Regions from separate parts of the Mus musculus genome. Here region 1 is linked to region 2. A link is a loop called in an ENCODE intact Hi-C map of the cell type or tissue named here. Cell type or tissue: left cerebral cortex. All regions are shown on one strand. Each heading gives the region's core, and the rest is flanking DNA. Links, peaks and the distances in the headings are about the cores only.

Region 1 (8,384 bases), core at 293-8,292, 380 kb after region 2:
CATAGGCTCAGCTAATCTAATGTCTTGTTAATGGTTCAGAATCTAGAGAAGAGACTCAAGAGATGCCAAGTCTTCCCGAGGCACTTATAGTAAATCTGATGAATTTTAGGGAAAGGGTCTGAGTCAACCCTCAGTGTAAGTGAGTGTCCAGTGAATGACCTGAACCAAGTGATCTTTATTACACATTTCATTTTTATATCCTTGCCTTCCTGATAATTTTAACAGTTAAAAGTTACCCACTAGCTCAGTATGACTGGAGAAAGGAAAGATAAAGGTTATTCAATGGCAGAAACCAGCCTGCTAACTCCTTTGGGAATTCAAATGAGCCTAAAGAACAGACATTATTATGTAATTAAGTCTGACCAGGTGTAGTTACAATTCTCCACTGTCTTTCCTGTCATAAATATTACGATTTTAGGACAGGGGTAGAAGGCAATTGTTTTCCTTTTAAGGGTCTGGTCTTAAGGTGGATAAGGGAATTTCAGAACTAACCTTTTCTTTTCTATGCTTGGGGCTTGAAGAGAAGTGACTCAAAATTAAAGGGGCTAAAAATACATTATTTGAGTTACAAGTTCTTGAATCCTCTCACAATGAACTACTTGTATGTTTAAATAAACAAAATCATATAGATGGTTGGAGCTACAAAACCTGGTTGTTATTAAAACAGCACCAGGTTGTCACTTTTTGGAGCAATCAGACATGGCATGTGTGTCTTCCAACCGAATATGCTGACCTGTATCTCTTAGGATGAGCGTTTTCAATGCATGAGGTTTGCCAAAGCCCCCCAACCTCTTTGTTGGAAGTAGGACCACGCTGAGAATCCTTAACGATGTGTTCTTTGTTCACCTGCTTTATGGGCTTGGAGCTCTCTGAGAGTTAAACCCAGTGTGCTTTGATACAAAGCTAGCTCCCTCACCCTCTTCTCTAAGAACCCTGTGCTGGCAGCCTGGCTGTCAGGGTTAGCATCAGTTGTCAACTTGATATACCTGGAAAGAGAAAGAGACACACTAAGTGGTTTTCCTATAAGTGCCTGCGTGGGTGGGGGGGATTTATATTAGTATTACTATTATAATCATTAACAGATATTAATCATAGAAAATGTTCATACTAATATACACACGCTGGTAGGGCCACCATCCTTCTGCAACCCCTTTCCTTCCTTCCTCCCCAAACACCATTCTGAGTCCCCTAAAGTCACTCATTTATTTCCATCAAGATTCCTTTTTGTAAGACAGTGAATGCAGAGCAGAGTCCCTGTGGTGTGGAGACCCTGTCCCTGTGGTGGCTACAGAGACCACAGGACTTCTTCATGCCCTGTAGACCTATTCATCCACACCCTTCTCGAGGTTCTATCAAAGGATGGTTTAGAGGTCTTGAGATTTTTCAAGCAGGGGTCTGGGAAAATGAAATGCAATTACTTCTTGCTAGCTGTACTAAAGAATCAAGGTGCTCTGTACCTTGGTGTTCTTTTCTCTTTTCTTGGAAAAAAAATAGCAGTGGTCCAGAGTTAAGAGAATGAGCATTTGTTATTTTGAGGTAGTTTTTTTTCCCCCTGATAAAAATAAAAGAAAAGGAAAAATAAAAAATGAAAGAAAAAAAGAAAAGAAAAGAGAAAGAAAGAACACACGATCAGTTCAGCATCTCTGGTGCTTAGTAGCTTGTCCAAAGAGCTCTTGGTGTGACTGGTTGATTATTTGTGGTTTTTCAGAGTCTCATGAAGGCCATACTGGCTTCAGATGATTCTTTGTGTTTTTTCACAGTCCCATGTAGCCTATACTGACCTCAGACTTGGTGCATAGCTAAGGCCAGTCCATCTATCACCCTGCTGGGCTTCCTAGTGCTGGATTACAGAGGTGTACCTCTAAAACTGGCTTTTGTAAACCTTTCCATGGGTCTTTTATCCTTATCTGGCTGTCCACATGACTCTGGTGACTACATCTTAGAGCAGGGTCACAGCATGGAAAAATGACTCTCTTGGCTTTACATCAAGGTATCTCGTCCAGTGTTTCATGGCCCTGTAATGAACAAAGAAATGCTATTGGCACTATTGGAAGAAATTACAGATCTGAGATGAAATGTTTCCAAGCTCTCCAGTATTGTCTTCTGATATTTGAAGACTTAGAAAATTAAGAACTGCTAGAGCTAAGAATTTAGTCAAGAATGGTATAATCTCCCTCCATAATTTTTTTTATAAAAACTGAGGCCTTTGATTATGAAGTGATATTATTTCCTACTTACCTCTCGACTCATAGACCTGTGCCTCACCCATATCAAACAGCTGAGTCCTTTGTGTGGTAACTCAAAGGATTCCCTCAGTAGCTATATAGACAGATAGCTATATATATATATATTTGAAAGAAAGAAACAAGTAAGAGTGATTATCATTCACAATAAGACATGAGACATATTTCCAGGACCCCAATTCTCAGCATCAAACCATTTCTCCAATGATTATCCTTTGGGGGACTTCATAAACCATCCTTCAAAATCTTGTTTGAAACCATGATTGCCAGAGTTATGTGAAGAGTTAAAAAATGAGCCGTTGCTACTGGAAAATGCAGAGAGATTAACAGAAATAAACTGTGACGTACATGGGGATTTCTTCTCAGGTTTCCAGGTTGCTAGATGAGTCTGTCTACCTCTGCTGACATCTAGTGTTGTGTTGTGTGGTTGGCACATGGGTGCTCTTAGAAGAACCCTAATGGAGGGGGATAGTAGCCAAGGATCTGTGAAATGACAATGTATTTATTCATTAGTGAGGATAAGAATCATGAACAATAACAAGTGAACTGGAGTTTATTCTAGTCCAAAGGTCAATGTGCATATGTGCTCCTCCAATAGTTCATATGAAGATGTGTGTGAGGGCTTATTAACAGTGTTCTCTTCAGGCCGTGTGTGGTGACCCAGCACTACACCAATTTGATTCCTTCATAAAGATTATCAAAAAAGGTGTGGGTGTAGGGATTGCAATGGTCTCTCACAGAGTCTTTCCATTAACTTTTAGATCTGTAGGTGGTAATGTTAAATCAATAGAAAGAGAAGTATAAAGAGAAAGGAAAGAAAAAAGAAAGAGAAGCAACATAAAGGCTTAGCTTACAGTTCACACTAGTACTGTGTTTTAGTTGCCTTCCTTTTGTACCATCTCTGCAAGCCGCCAGGAGGTGCAGTCTGCCTTAAAATAACTTTCCAAGGCAGGTGAAAGTAACCAGGCAATTTCTGGTATGTGCAAGAAGGACTTAAGGTCTATGAAGGTTCTGCTTTGCTCTTTCTCTTTCCTGAGAATTCAGTTGCTCTACAGAATCTGACAAAACCTTTCTGAAAAGAAGGCTAGCACAGTGGGCTTCCGGAAAAATGCAAATATCCCAATGCCAACAGAGCCAGGTGTAAGAAGCGTTGCTAGGCAACGCGTCTCTAGGTGACAGCTACGTTTTACTATTTAAAGGACTGGAATGAATATTTCATTTCATATGTATAGGTGTTTTACTTGCATGTATATATGTGTATCATATGCACATCTGGTATCCTCTTGTATTGATTTAAACTTTCTGCCAAGCTCCTCTATAAAGGCAGATGAAGAAAGTAACTTTTTCCTTGGACTTTTGCTCTCCTTTGGGGTTGGTTTGTTTGTTTTGAGACAGTTCTCAACTGTAGTTCAGGCTGGCTTCAAACTCACTCTAGAGACCAAGTTGGCTTCAAACCCACGATGAGTCTTCTGCCTTAGCTCCTGAATTCCGAAATTAGGTTGTAGGCACCACTCACCATATCTGGTCAGAAAAGTTTTAAAAGAAAAAAAAAGTTCCTTTCGTTCACAGGTGACCTTCTATGAGTTATAACCAAATGAGGTGAGGTAGAATTTACAGCATGGGACTACATCACTACATCCTATTCTTGAAGCAATATTTTAATCTCTTTCAATCACCTCAGAAAACTACTTGCCATAAAGCACACATATATGTACTGATTTATTAGCATGCATCTTCTTGATACATACATTATACGAACCATCTCATCCTAGCTCCTTATCCCCGTATCTCAGACTTATTAAAGCCCACCTCATCTGTAAAACCCCACTAGCTCTGTTGCTATTTGTAGACAGAAATATCAATAACTTGGCTGAAAGTTCCTGGTCCTAAGTCTGGGGATGGGAAATCATGGGTTTATGGCGTTCACAGAGAAGTCACTACTTTGAATCATCTCAGTGACCTTTCAAGGGCTGAAATCAAACCACAGTTGCAAAAATTAACTGCTCCTTCTTCCATCTAAGAAAAGCAATGCACATTCTGGAGATACTCGTTGCCTGGCAACAAATGCATACTTCCTTCTCCTTAGACAACTTCCAAAAAAACTGCTAGGAAGAAAATTGGCCAATAAAATAAATCTGGTGGTTCTTAGTGTGGGAGGAGAGCAAATTCACAAAATGTGCATGTGGGGTGTGTGTGTGTGTGTGTGTGTGTGTGTGTGTGTGCGTGTGCTTGTAGGTGCATATGTGCTCATGAGGTGGGTAGATAAGAAAGCATAGAAAGACAGAATAGAGCACAGTAATACAGTGCCGTATTGATTAATTTGTTCAGTAATGTTTGTGTATGTGTGTGGACTGTATGAAACTACCCAGTCATGGCTAAGGTTTTCTGCTTCAGAGAAAAACAGTGTTCATTATCTTCTCAAACCACTGACTGCTAAGCTGTGTGATGATTTCAATGGTGAAGAAAGAGTACAAAGATGAAGAAAAATATTGCCCTTTCTGATTTTTGTTATTCTTTTTGTTCAGAAAACTAAGACTTGAAAAACATCAACATCTTTGTCCATTATCTGTTGCTATGGTGAGACTGTGAAATTGCTAATGAAAAAATGGGGTTTATCTTGGCTCTCAGGTATAGGTGTCGGGAAGTTCATGGTTGAGTTCCAGTCCTTTCTCATTTTCTGTCATGAGCTTAGCACTATGTCAGCTCAGAAATATCAGAAATAGGCAGAATATCAGAAATCAGGCAGGACATGTGGAAAGACAGATATGTTACAGAAGAAGGAGGAGGCATCAACCTCACTTTGCAGCAAACCACCACTCTGTCACCGCTTAGCCCAGTCTTGTGGAAACTATATTGCTCTTTTTATAAAGGAGCAGCCATTATAATCTAAGTACCTTTGAAAGAGCCCGACACTGATTCACTATGGAATTATACATCAACGTGAGCATCTATTGGAGCAAGACATCTTAAATTTATAGAAGTACTAATACTAATAACTAATAATTAGAGAGACTTTTGTTTCTTGTTCTTACACAAAGAGGACTTCAGCTTTTTAAACACAGAGGACACATGTCTTCACTCCTCTTGCTTCACTTTTGTCCTGGAGTGAATGAGATTTCTTTAACCATGTTCCATAAGCACTTCTTTTTATGAAGGTAAAATGTACATAACAAAAACTGATGTTCTAACTTTTTTTTTTAAGCTTGAGAATTTATCAGACACAGAGGGTAACTAGAGCAAATTTACAAAATGGCTATTAGGTTACCTTCAATCTAAGAAGAAGGTGCCATTTTTCCTGCAAGCAATATATAAATAGTTAACAGAATTACCTTCCCATTTAGTCAGTTCTGGAAGATGAAAAGAGAACATCTCAAAGGGGTTTTGTGTAATTCAGGAAAGGACTTACTTGGGTGAAGTATAGCTAACAAAATTAGGGTTATCAGAACATCTGCTTAACAGGGAGGGTAATTTTCAAACTATTAGCTGAAGTTTGAGGGGGCCACAAATTTAATTACCTGAAGTCTGGCCTTTGGTATCCCTTTTGAAGAGCCATAAGAGGCTCTTGGATGGCTCACAGCTCCAAATCAGGTTGTCTTACATATCACCTTATGCCTTTTATGGAAACTAGAGACACAGAAACCCAGATAATATTCCCTGGAATTTACAGCCATTGGGATATTTAACAAAGCCTAATAAGGCCACTTCCTGTCTGACTTTATTTCTGTTGACATGACAGATACCATGACAAGAAGCAACACAAGGAAGGGAAGCATTTATTTGGCTTACAATTTCAGGTCACAGTCCATTACTTCAGGGAAGTCAAGGCTGGAATGCAGTCAGTCACATCACAGCCACAGTTGAGGGCAAGGAGTGTGCAGGATTGCTTGTTCTCAGCCACTTCCTCCCTCTTATATTGTCCAGGACTCCTTGCTTTGGTAATTTTGACACTTGCAGTGGGCTGGGTCTTCTTACATCAATTAAAAATCAAGGCAATATGTCATAGACATACCGTGGTAGTTTGAATCTAACTGGCTCTTATAGGCCCAATAGGGAGTAACACTATTAGGAGATACAGCCTTGTTGGAGGAAGTATGTCACTGTGGGGGTCTGCTACTATAGGGTTGTAGGCCCACTCCACTCCATCATTGGGCACGGCCACTTGGGAAGGCAGAATGGGGGGAGTTTGACTGCCCTTATCCTGTGCCACTACCCTAGTGGTGGTGTGTGCTGGGCTGTACAGAAGCTCAGAAATACTGCTCCAGAAGGGGGAAAGTGCAGTCTGAGATGTGGGAAAGCTGGAAGTGGTTTGTGGGGTCCCTGGACTTGTGATGAGGTCAGGGTCTTGCGGTTCTCAGGGTCTTGAGCATCCAGGCACTGCTGGGACTCACAGAAGAGCAGAGAGCAGAGTCAGGGCCTGCAGGCTGGAGACAGCGTCTAGCCAGAGCCACAGGGTAAAGGGATGCACGGCTCTCTCTCATGGGGTGATTGTCTTTAGTTTGGCTGTGGTTATGGCTGGAAACACAGAGGGACCTTCTACAGGAGAGTAGGCTGTGCCTCTGTACAGGAAGACCTTTTTCATGGCTCCCCATTGTGGATCTTGGTATAAAGAGACATTCTAAGGTTTATTGTCATGGTGGAAAATGGATGCATAAACCATACCCCGTTTCTCATGGTAGGCCTGAGATTAAATACCTTTGTAGGGAGGAATGTCTGGGATGGGAAGCTTATTGGCGAGGCCCCCAGGCCTCTAGATACCTCATAAGCTTGGAGAACTCTGTTTCGGGACTATGTGAGAAGCATGGCACATGATCCAACTCAGGAGGGTGGCAGGGAGCAGAGTCACCTCAGCCTCAGGCGCATGACCACTGAGTCTCTGCGTCTGGACCTGCTCTCCCTTCCCAGACTTTCTGGCATGGTTTTATGCCCACAGGTTTTGAGGTCTCAGATACGCTAAGCCACATCCAGTGGGAAAATCTCTCCTTGCTCCCTTTGGATCAAGATGTAGAACTCTTGGCTCCTTCTCCAGCACCACATCTGCCGGCAAACCGCCATGCTTCCTGCCATGATGATAATAGACTAAACCTCTGAAACGGTAAACAAGCCAGTCACAATTAATGTTTTCCTTTATAAGAGTTGCCATTGGAGTGACTGCTGTGCTGGTGAGTGTGGGGGATAACCAATGGGGGGAGGGGACTCCCCATTCTCAGAGGAGAATGGGAAGGGGAAATGAGAGAGGAACTTCGAGAGTTGGAGGGGAAGAGGGGCTGATATTGGGATGTAAAGTTAAGTAATTAATGCAAAGAAAGAGTTGCCTTAGTCATGGTGTCTCTTCTCAGTAATGAAACCCTAAGACACATGCTCACAGGTCAAACTAATCTAGATAATTCCTAGTTAAGGCTTTCTTCTGAAATGAGTTTTATGTTGTCAGCTAAAACTAACTAGCATGCTTCCAAGTGGTGTGAAGCTGGTCTTCTGGATCGACTGCCTGTAGCTCTTTTAGATCATCAGGTTTTTTCAGATAAACTGGGTCAAGATAATTCTGATTTTGAGGCTTGGAGGAATTTTGTTCAAGGCTAGTTGGCTTTGTCTTAGACTTTAAGGCATAATCAGGGCCCAGGATTTCTGAATCAGGGACCCTATCAGAAGTTAAAAATGGCCTCTCAGGCTGGAGATATGGCTCAGCAGTTAAGAGCACAGATGGCTCTATCATTAGCGACTGAGACCTGTGTCCCAACACCCACATGGTCACAACCCTCTGTAACTCCAGGTCCAGGGTATCTTATAACCTCCACAGTCAGCAGGCATGGATGTGGTGATGTGGGTATATGCATGCAGGCAAAACACTCCTAGTCATAAAATAAAATAAATATTTTTTTTAGAAATGGCTTCCCATAGATAAGTTTGTAGGAATTTAGTTGTTGCTCAGATGTAGGTACTGTTCATACTCATAAGGCTGATGGTTATGAGGTCCCCTGGGAGAGTTTAGTTGAAGTCTCTTTAGAGTTAATTCAACCCATCCAATTTCCCTGAGGAAATGGGTCCTCCAGGCTGAGTGTAAGTGGTGTAGCACTAGAAAGACTCAATCTTTTGAGCTGGGAGTGCCAGGGGATGCCCATCTATTACCCTGTCTAAGTTCCACTG
Region 2 (8,384 bases), core at 334-8,333:
CAAATCTGATGGTGAGTTTGAGTCCAAAGGATTAGCTGAGAGGAGTATTCATCAGCACCTTTAAATAGTGTAGCTTCTCCAGGAGTGCTGGAGTGCTATGTGACAGTGGCCAGAAGACCTCAGCCCTCTATCAGATCAGCATCTTGTCAGATGGCTGTGTCTCACTCTCACTGTAATCTGAGGAGCCTAGCCAAATGAAGCATGGGAGCCCTTTGAACTAGGGAATTACTAAAACCACCGTTCTGTTCTGAGAACAAAGGGGCAAAAGGCCTGCTCTGACCCCTCAGCCCCGCCCACCCTCAGCCTTGCTGTGCCTCTAGACGATTGAGTCCTACAATTCATTTTCACGTTGTCTTCTCTCCAGTGTGCATAACTGAACCTCTCACTTCCCCTTCATTTAGCTCATGTTTGGCTTTGGCTCTTTGTTTGTTTTGGTTTTGTTTATTTGTATGTTTGACTAATTTTCCAAAATATTATTTTAGAAAAGAGGAAAGCTTCTGTCTACATACCATTATTGTCCTAGCAATTATTTCATTTAACGTCTGTGAGCCTTTAAGTTCCTTGATACTCCAAAGAAATTTACTGTTGCCAGTGTGCTATTATAATTGAATGATTCAAAGTTGTGTGAGTTGTATATGTCCCCACTACCCATTACCTACTAGGCACATAATAAAAAATGTGTTTAATGGATTCATTGTAGTTGTTATTATTAGTAGTACTATCGTTATTACTATTATTATTAGCTAAAGCCTTTTTAAGAAGATCCGTTTGGACTCGTAATAGATAGTATCCTCATTCCGAGAAAGCATCAGAATGGGAAGTGCTAGCTCACAGCCCTCCACAGTTAATGGATTTGCCTTAATATTATCCCCTACCATTCTGTTCTGTTAAGGAAGTCACCTTTGTTTTTTGCTGAAGCTTTCATAGAAAGTTATTTTTTGCTGTTAAACAGCTGCTGCTCTCTAGGTGGCTTGCCTTTATTTTATTGGAAGCAATCTGTCTGCATAGGCCAGCTAATGTCTAGAACAGGCAAGGCCTCAGAGTAGGCTACTGCAGAACAGGGCCATGTGATATGTCTTTGAACTGATTCTTTCATATTACATCTAGTTGTAAACCATATATAGCCATATCAAGACAGTGGGCAGTAGAAAGGAAGTATAGAACAAAAATACAGTTTGTTTAGAAAGCCATGTTATTTAAATATGATATATTACATCTATATTTTCTGAACACATTTTCTAAATTTATTGTAGCAAATGACAGTAAACTCAATGTCCAATAATGTGGTACCAGTGAAACATAATATATTCATATAATGTAATATCATGCAATTAATAATGAATTAGATAGCCTTATATGCTATTAAATAAATAGCAATAATATCTATGTTTCCATGTATTTCCCATAATAAGTAAATGTATATATAATATATAATAAATATGTATATATACATATATATTATATTTGTATGGATTTACTCTGAAAAGAGATACATGCAAAACATGTAGTAGTTCTTGTTTCTGAGTAGAAAGTCTAAGCAACAGAATGGGAAAAGGGCTTCAACTGCATGCTTTCTTGTAAGCAAATCAAAAGAATTCATTGCTTTTTCACTATATTCACTTTTCAGAAAATTAAATTCCTATAAAAAGCAAGGTCAATGACATGAAATCTGATAGGCAGACTTGTCTTCTATTTAAGTAGTTTGTTTATTCCATCCGTAGTCACTGAAATGTTTACTAGCTGCTGACATGGGTTCTGAGATGGCTATGGCCTTAGACCAATTCTGGAGGTACTGGAGTGGTAGGGCTCATAATGAAGAATGCCTAGGGTGGAAGATAAGGATTGTTAAGAAGAGTAACTAGTGGCAATAATTTTGGAAGGTAACCCTTAGGTTGACCTTTGGATGATGAGAAGCCAACTATGGAGACCGTGGGAAAGGGGTGAGGGACAAGGCAACACAGCTCCTGGAAGAAGGGCAGCAAAGAGGAATCACTGAAAAGGTTTACAAACGGAGACAAGCCCATGTTCCATTCAAAGATATTATGGAGACTATAATCTGGAATATTAACCTGGCATGAGGACATGGATCTGATTAAACATAACAATAATGGAGAACCAAGAACCAAAGGACCCTGAGAGCATCAAGAACTCAAAGGGCTAGGACTCTCAGGTGCTTAGGAGGTTAGAGGCACCTTCTGCTCTTGGTCATTGGACTGTGAAGGCCATTGACAGACAGAGGTATGTGTTCTGGAACACAGAATGCAGGGTGGGAAAGGTTCACTGCATCTGCAGTGTTGGGGAGATGTGCCCTATCATGTAGTACAGCATTAAGGGCTTGGATCTGGTTGTTTTAAGCATCCTAGACTGACCATCCTTATCTTACAGGTGATGGTGTTGTAGGTATTAAGCAGATGCAAGTGGTTATAAATTATTAAAGTTAATGGCTAGCTAATACCAGTTGAGCAGCAATGGGACAAAAATAATACATTCCTTCCATTTCTCCCAGAAGTGGAGTTGGATGTCATATTATCAGATATATTTTTCTTTCTCACTGGTTTTAGTAACCACTTGTTAGAGAAAAGAAAACCACCTCAGGAGAAATTCTAAAGCCATCTATGGAGACTGGCAAATATACATAGGCTTAAATAATAAGTGCTGTCTGTTTTGCCCTCTCTGAGGAGACTCCATTTATATGCAGTGTGCTGCTTGGACTCTGTTGTGATGCAGAATCTTTGTGGTCCCACCTTGAATGTTACAGTGGATAGAAATGGTTATAATATGCTCTAGCTACAATTGCTTATATTATAAACGATTAGCATTATTGCACTGTTAACAGTACATGTTTTATATCTTTGAAACATGCTCTATAAACTATAAAGCCATTGCATTCCTAACCAATAACTTGAGGTGAGAAAGGCATGCCTGGAAGAAGACAAAATGATAGCATAGACTCTGAACTCCATGCATCCCTAGAGGCAGCTGAGCCCTAAGTGCTTCTAAATTTATTTTCTATTATTATTTTAAACCAAATTCCACTCACATTTGTCAGTGTGCTTATAGAATAGTTGGCGCCCTGAGGCTTCAGAGAAAAGGTGGGGACAGTGAAGGGAAGTGGAACGCAGCCTGTCATGATATCAGAAAATCAAAGGCTCCAGAGTTCCCTTTCCCTGGGCTGGTTAACAGAGGGGGGCAGCAGCCCAATATCTTAATGTCCAAGCACATCAGGACCTGGTTGTATGTTATATAGAATTCTCAAGAATCAAAACGGGAGTTAGATTTAAGTATCATAGGGAATTGAGGCAGTGTTTTTGGCAGAATAGTTTTTACATACTATTTTTGTTTTGTTAATTTGTATTAATACCCAAACCAAGACCTTATTCTGCAGCTGACCTGCAAGTCTGGTATTACAGTTAAAGTTATTACATTCAAAAGTAACTTGGTGTATCAGAACTAAATATATCTCATTTTCTAACAACGTCCAACTTGTAAATTTTTTTCTCACAAAGCAGCAGGTTTCCATTTACACAGAGCATTTGTGGCCTTCGAAAATCTCCTTATTGATCTAGATTGGATTTATTGATCTTACCCTAAGCCATATTTAACACCCTCTTTTTTCCCCTTAACTTTCAGTATGACAGGGAGGTAACTAATATCCTTCTGCATTTGCTGAGCAAGTCAGCAATTTCTGTCTAAGTCCTAGGCTGTAGCATTCTAAGGTTATAGGAAACATTAATTCTTCTGATCAGCAACACAATTTAAAATAGGAAAGAAAGGAAAATTATTGATTACCGTGATGCCTTTGTGGCTAGTCTTGTGCCACAAGCCTGTAATTGATTGAGCCTGGTGACACCCTGATACCCATCTGCATTTCTTTTCCCCGTTTAGAAATGGAGATCCATCTGTCCTCACCACACGTGGTGCCTTGCAGATTACTTGCGACTTTTATTTGTGGTATCTCTGTTTTGTTGTTGACATTAATGAGATTACTGCACAATATCACAAGAGAAATTGGTGTTGCTCTTTGGAATGTTAATGAACTGCTTGCTTGGCCAATTGCCATTTGTTCCCGTGTATGAATGTGTGTGTGTGTGTGTGTGTGTAAAAGAGCCGAGTAGCAGGGGTGGGATTACATTTTTTTTCCTCTTTGCAGCTAGTGACGTGAGCCGTGCCTGGAACAATCAGACTCGCTGCAAACAGGGTAGTTGAAGATGCTGGGGGAGGCAGCCTGGTGCTTCCTAAGCTAAGGCGATCGATCTCAGAGCTGCTCAGGAGCTGCTTGGAGCTGCTGGAGTACAAGCGGCAGAGTTCCTTCAGCATTAGAGCTTTGTAACGGGTAGAAAGTGCCTTTTTATTTCTCCAAACCTATTCCCTGATAGACCTTCAAAATGATTGGCGTGAATAGTGTTCAGAGTGCCAGCAAGGTACGGGTGAGGACCTCAGGTTCTGTGAAGTACTCCCGAGAGGATTCTATCCGGCGGCAGTCCCACCGGTCAAAGTCTATGAAAATTTCCAACTCCTCAGAGTTTTCTGCTAAGGAGAGCAAGGTAAAGAAATGCCATGTTAAATATTATGGACAGTTGTATGGTGGGATCGCAGGATGCTATGCATTCTGCCAGCGTCTGATATGCAGTGACAGGCTGAGAAAGTAACAGGAAGCATAAAATGGCTCTAAGATCATCAGTGGGATTGGGGTGAGCGGTGATACCTGAACTCTAGATAGGAGAATTGCTGTGCTGTGCTGTGCTGTGCAGCAGTTTTGCACAGAGCCAGTTTGTGGAAGAGAAGGACTGTAGCAGTACTGAAAGAGAGGCGATTGTGGAAACTGGTGGTTGGCATGGTGGTCGTGTTATAGTCTCAGAAAGGTTGCCTTGACAAATGGCTTTTAGTATGGCATATTTTTAGATCATCAGGAATGTAGAAATATCTTGTTTAATTTTTATCTTTCATTGAGTTCATTTTTTTCTTCCCTCTCCCATTCTGTCCCCCTCCCCCAGTCTGCGGAGCTAATGTAGAAAAGCAACCCTGTTCTGTGTGCTGTATTCTTGCTGTGTTCACTGCCAGGTGTGTGTAACTGGGAGAAATTCCTTCTTTTGTGTTCCTTACGTATGTATGCACTGCTGCTGGGCTGCCATTAATAAAGCACTGGTGTTTTCTGTGACTCTCTCTGAGATAGCAATCTTGGTTGATGTGGAATGGAAGGGAGTGCTTACGTAGTGGAGTGGGCATTTACTACATGCAACATATTCTTGAGATTCTTCCCACCACCATCTGTGTGAGCAGGGTACTCAGAAACACTCCCACTCCACAGGTTTAAAAATGGAACGATGGAATCATAGGATCATAGAACTCTAGAGCTGGGATGGGGATGATTCTAACAAGACCCATAGGCTTGAAGATGTGTAGGAAAGGCTTTGGGAGGTGGGTCTGTATCATTTTGGCCTTCCCATGGGCTCTATCCAGACCCACTGGGAGTGGCATCAGGCCTAACCCCTTCAACCTTATGCCACTACCCTCCTCTCCTGCTCCCTCCCAGCCTCTTCCTCCTGTGTCATTACAGTATTGAAAGACTTTGGTCTTAACAGGTTTCCCTCAAAAAAGGGTAGAGGATGGATGGTGACTAAGAAATATGCTGGCTATCTATCACATTACATTATGACACAGTGCAATCTAACCCTATCAATCATTAGCAAATTAACCTGGCTCTAATAAGTTCTTCACAGGTGGCTTTTTCTTGGTAATTTTTAAGTACTCATCTTGGGGAAAAGCATGCATCTTTTGATAGTCTTTTAATATGACCGGAATGAGCATGTCTTGGTTCCCACTGCAACTGCTATGCGACCTCCCATGGTATGATGACTACAGTCTCCTGCTGGCATAAACCCCAAAGGCTATTAAAGTATTAAGTAGGTGTAGAAGGACATGCATGTGGTTGTCAGTGTGGTTATAAAATTTACTTTGCAAAGAGCACTAACTTAGCATCTCTGAATTTTATTTTAATGAACATTGTATTTATACCTTGTGGTCAGAATACCTGAGAAGTCAGAGGTCATCATTGGAAATGCTTTTGTAATCCAAACTCCCACCCTGATGAAAATTCAATCATTTTAATACTTTTGGTTTGCTCAGAATTAGGATGTATGGATTAACATTAGAAGCCAGAAGATGACAAATGAGCAAGTTTATCCTTTCTAATACCTTCTCTATTTTTTATGCAGTTGCAGATACTCCTATTTAATAGGAACCTGTACACTGTGGGAAGAGTATTGTATGTAAGCTCCTGGTAGAATTATAATCACATGACTATATACATGTAAATGTATAACATATATGGATATTATATGACCTCTTGAGTTCTGAGGTATTTATTAAAAATGTATCTAAGGTCTTACCTCCTAGACTCTGTCTCTGTCTCCCAGTCACCTTGTCCCTGCCTCTCTTCCTTGTGTATGTATTCCATTAGAGTTAGAGATTAGATTAAACATTATCATTCATTAGCAAATTTTGTTCACTAAATGAAGTTAATTGAATATGCTAAGCACTTGTACCCTAAACTAATTAACTGAATTTCATTATGGACAAGTGTAATTACATGGTAATCTATGTTCTTCTCTGTACTGGACATAATATATTCAAGTGCTAATAGTTAAAAGTATTATTCACCTCAGCTGTATCTAGTAGTGAAATATTATTAGTTAAAAGCAAATCAGTGTTGTTTTCCTGTTAATCAGTTAAGTGGTGTTTTTTAGTTATCTGACTCTTCAGCAAAAAATAAAAGGTTTTTTTAACCTGGTGATAAGAAAGTTTATTTCTTCTACCCCATCTGACTCTTGCCTCCATTAAAGGCAATAATAAGATAACATCAAGCATCTCAAGATAATGTCTAGAATTGAATTCTCTCCCCAAAACTCTACCTAGCCCATTCTAGAGTGAGTATAATAGTTTCCACATAGTTTAATCACAATATGTTTTATATTCTTGGAACACTGTTATCTTTGGTGTGTCTTAACTTCTGTTTTGTTGGCCATAAAACTCACTAATTTGTATAACTATGAAATTAGTTCATCTGCAGGCTTCACTTTTCATCCAATTTTGCATTTTGTGTTTTATTTGAAGAAAGTGTTAAAAGGTTTCTGAATGGATCACTTACTTATTGCCTTAAATTTTTAAAAAATATCTTTCAAGATTTTTTAACTAAATGTTTTAAGTGAAGAAATTGAATGATCCAATCTTTGTGCATCATGTTGTTATACTCTAAGGCAAATTATTTTATATCCCAGACAAATTTTGTGCGCTGTTTTCATAGAACTTACTGCCCCTCCTGTAGCACTCCTCCCCCAAACCCATCCATATCCTTAAAAGTGATGAAATCTTCTTTCTTCTGAAGAATATGATTTTTCCTTTTTCTGGATAATGTTTATATCAAATTCTGGAACAGATAAAATGTAGAGGATATTTAATGTTAATAGTTTTTTTTAAAGAAGGTTGCTTTTACATTTGTGGAAACTAGTATTAATTATCAAAGTGTCTCATTTGAGCCTGACTATGAATGCATTCAGCTATTTATTTGTCTTTTAACTGATACTTGTAGAGTTCCCATTAAGCTTCCTGGCCATGAGGGGGCACTACAGACCTTCCTGCTACCAGGGTCAACTGGACAGACTAGACACAAATAACAATTTAGAATCATTTGGTGATATTGATTCTTGACGTTTGTATGTCTTTATTCAGTTCCTTATTCTATCCATTTATGTGTTTACCATGGTGCAGGTTATTGAATGAACTTCAGGTCTCACATATGCATGGAAATTACTCTACCATGAGCATCATGCGAATTTAAAACTACTGAACGTGTCCACATTTCCTCCTTTTCATCTGGTTATATATAAAATATAAATTATATGCTATATCTTAATTTTTTCCTTGCTTAGATTAAGAACTGTAAAAGCTGGTGTTCATACTTTGATTTGTTTTTCTGTGCCCAACTCTTACCAAACTACCACGTATTTACCTGGGCCAAATCTCAGCTTGATAATGCCATTTTTTAATGCTGTTTTAGAGTGTAAAAATAACGTGAGTGGCTGAGGCATGTTGTTAGGGAACAATAGAACAACATCCACTAAGAATTCTCTCATTGATGAGGGGGTGAATTTAAATGAAATGTTTAAAAAAATTTTTTTTGATAAAGTAGCAAGGAAACTTGAGACACATCTCATAGAACTCATGGTAGTTGGGTGATGTATAGTGAAAAATTGGCCATCTGCTTTGTGAGCCACGGTGCTGCCCAGGCAGAGTGTGGGCTTTCCTCGTTAATTATCTCTGTGCGTCTCCCCCAGTCATTTCTTGCTGAGACTTACAGTAAGCTGCAGTTGATGAAATATCCTTCT

The links. Hi-C counts contacts between places; a loop is a spot of excess contacts. Peaks named below come from ENCODE experiments on the same cell type or tissue, not always from the same donor. Only the 100,000 strongest peaks of a DNase experiment are listed, where the experiment ranks them.
Region 1: a loop joins it to region 2, with 7 times the contacts of the local background. A loop is called at or near these places in 39 of 42 quality-filtered maps.

What each region holds. Positions count from the first base shown.
Region 1 is chr8:67,434,348-67,442,731 of GRCm38, reverse strand. No RefSeq gene overlaps it. Among named protein-coding and RNA genes, the nearest start is that of Nat1, 52 kb to the left of the region's middle. In left cerebral cortex, for the core only: a CTCF peak has its summit at 2,661 (motif pointing left); DNase peaks (open chromatin) are centred at 2,620, 3,312, 3,749 and 4,323; H3K27ac peaks cover 2,315 bases.
Region 2 is chr8:67,814,108-67,822,491 of GRCm38, reverse strand. The region is part of intron 9 of Psd3 (pleckstrin and Sec7 domain containing 3); the gene reads left to right. Among named protein-coding and RNA genes, the nearest start is that of Gm32888, 46 kb to the left of the region's middle. In left cerebral cortex, for the core only: a CTCF peak has its summit at 7,614 (motif pointing right); DNase peaks (open chromatin) are centred at 4,669, 5,261, 7,627, 8,289 and 1 more place; H3K4me3 peaks cover 4,780 bases; H3K27ac peaks cover 4,581 bases.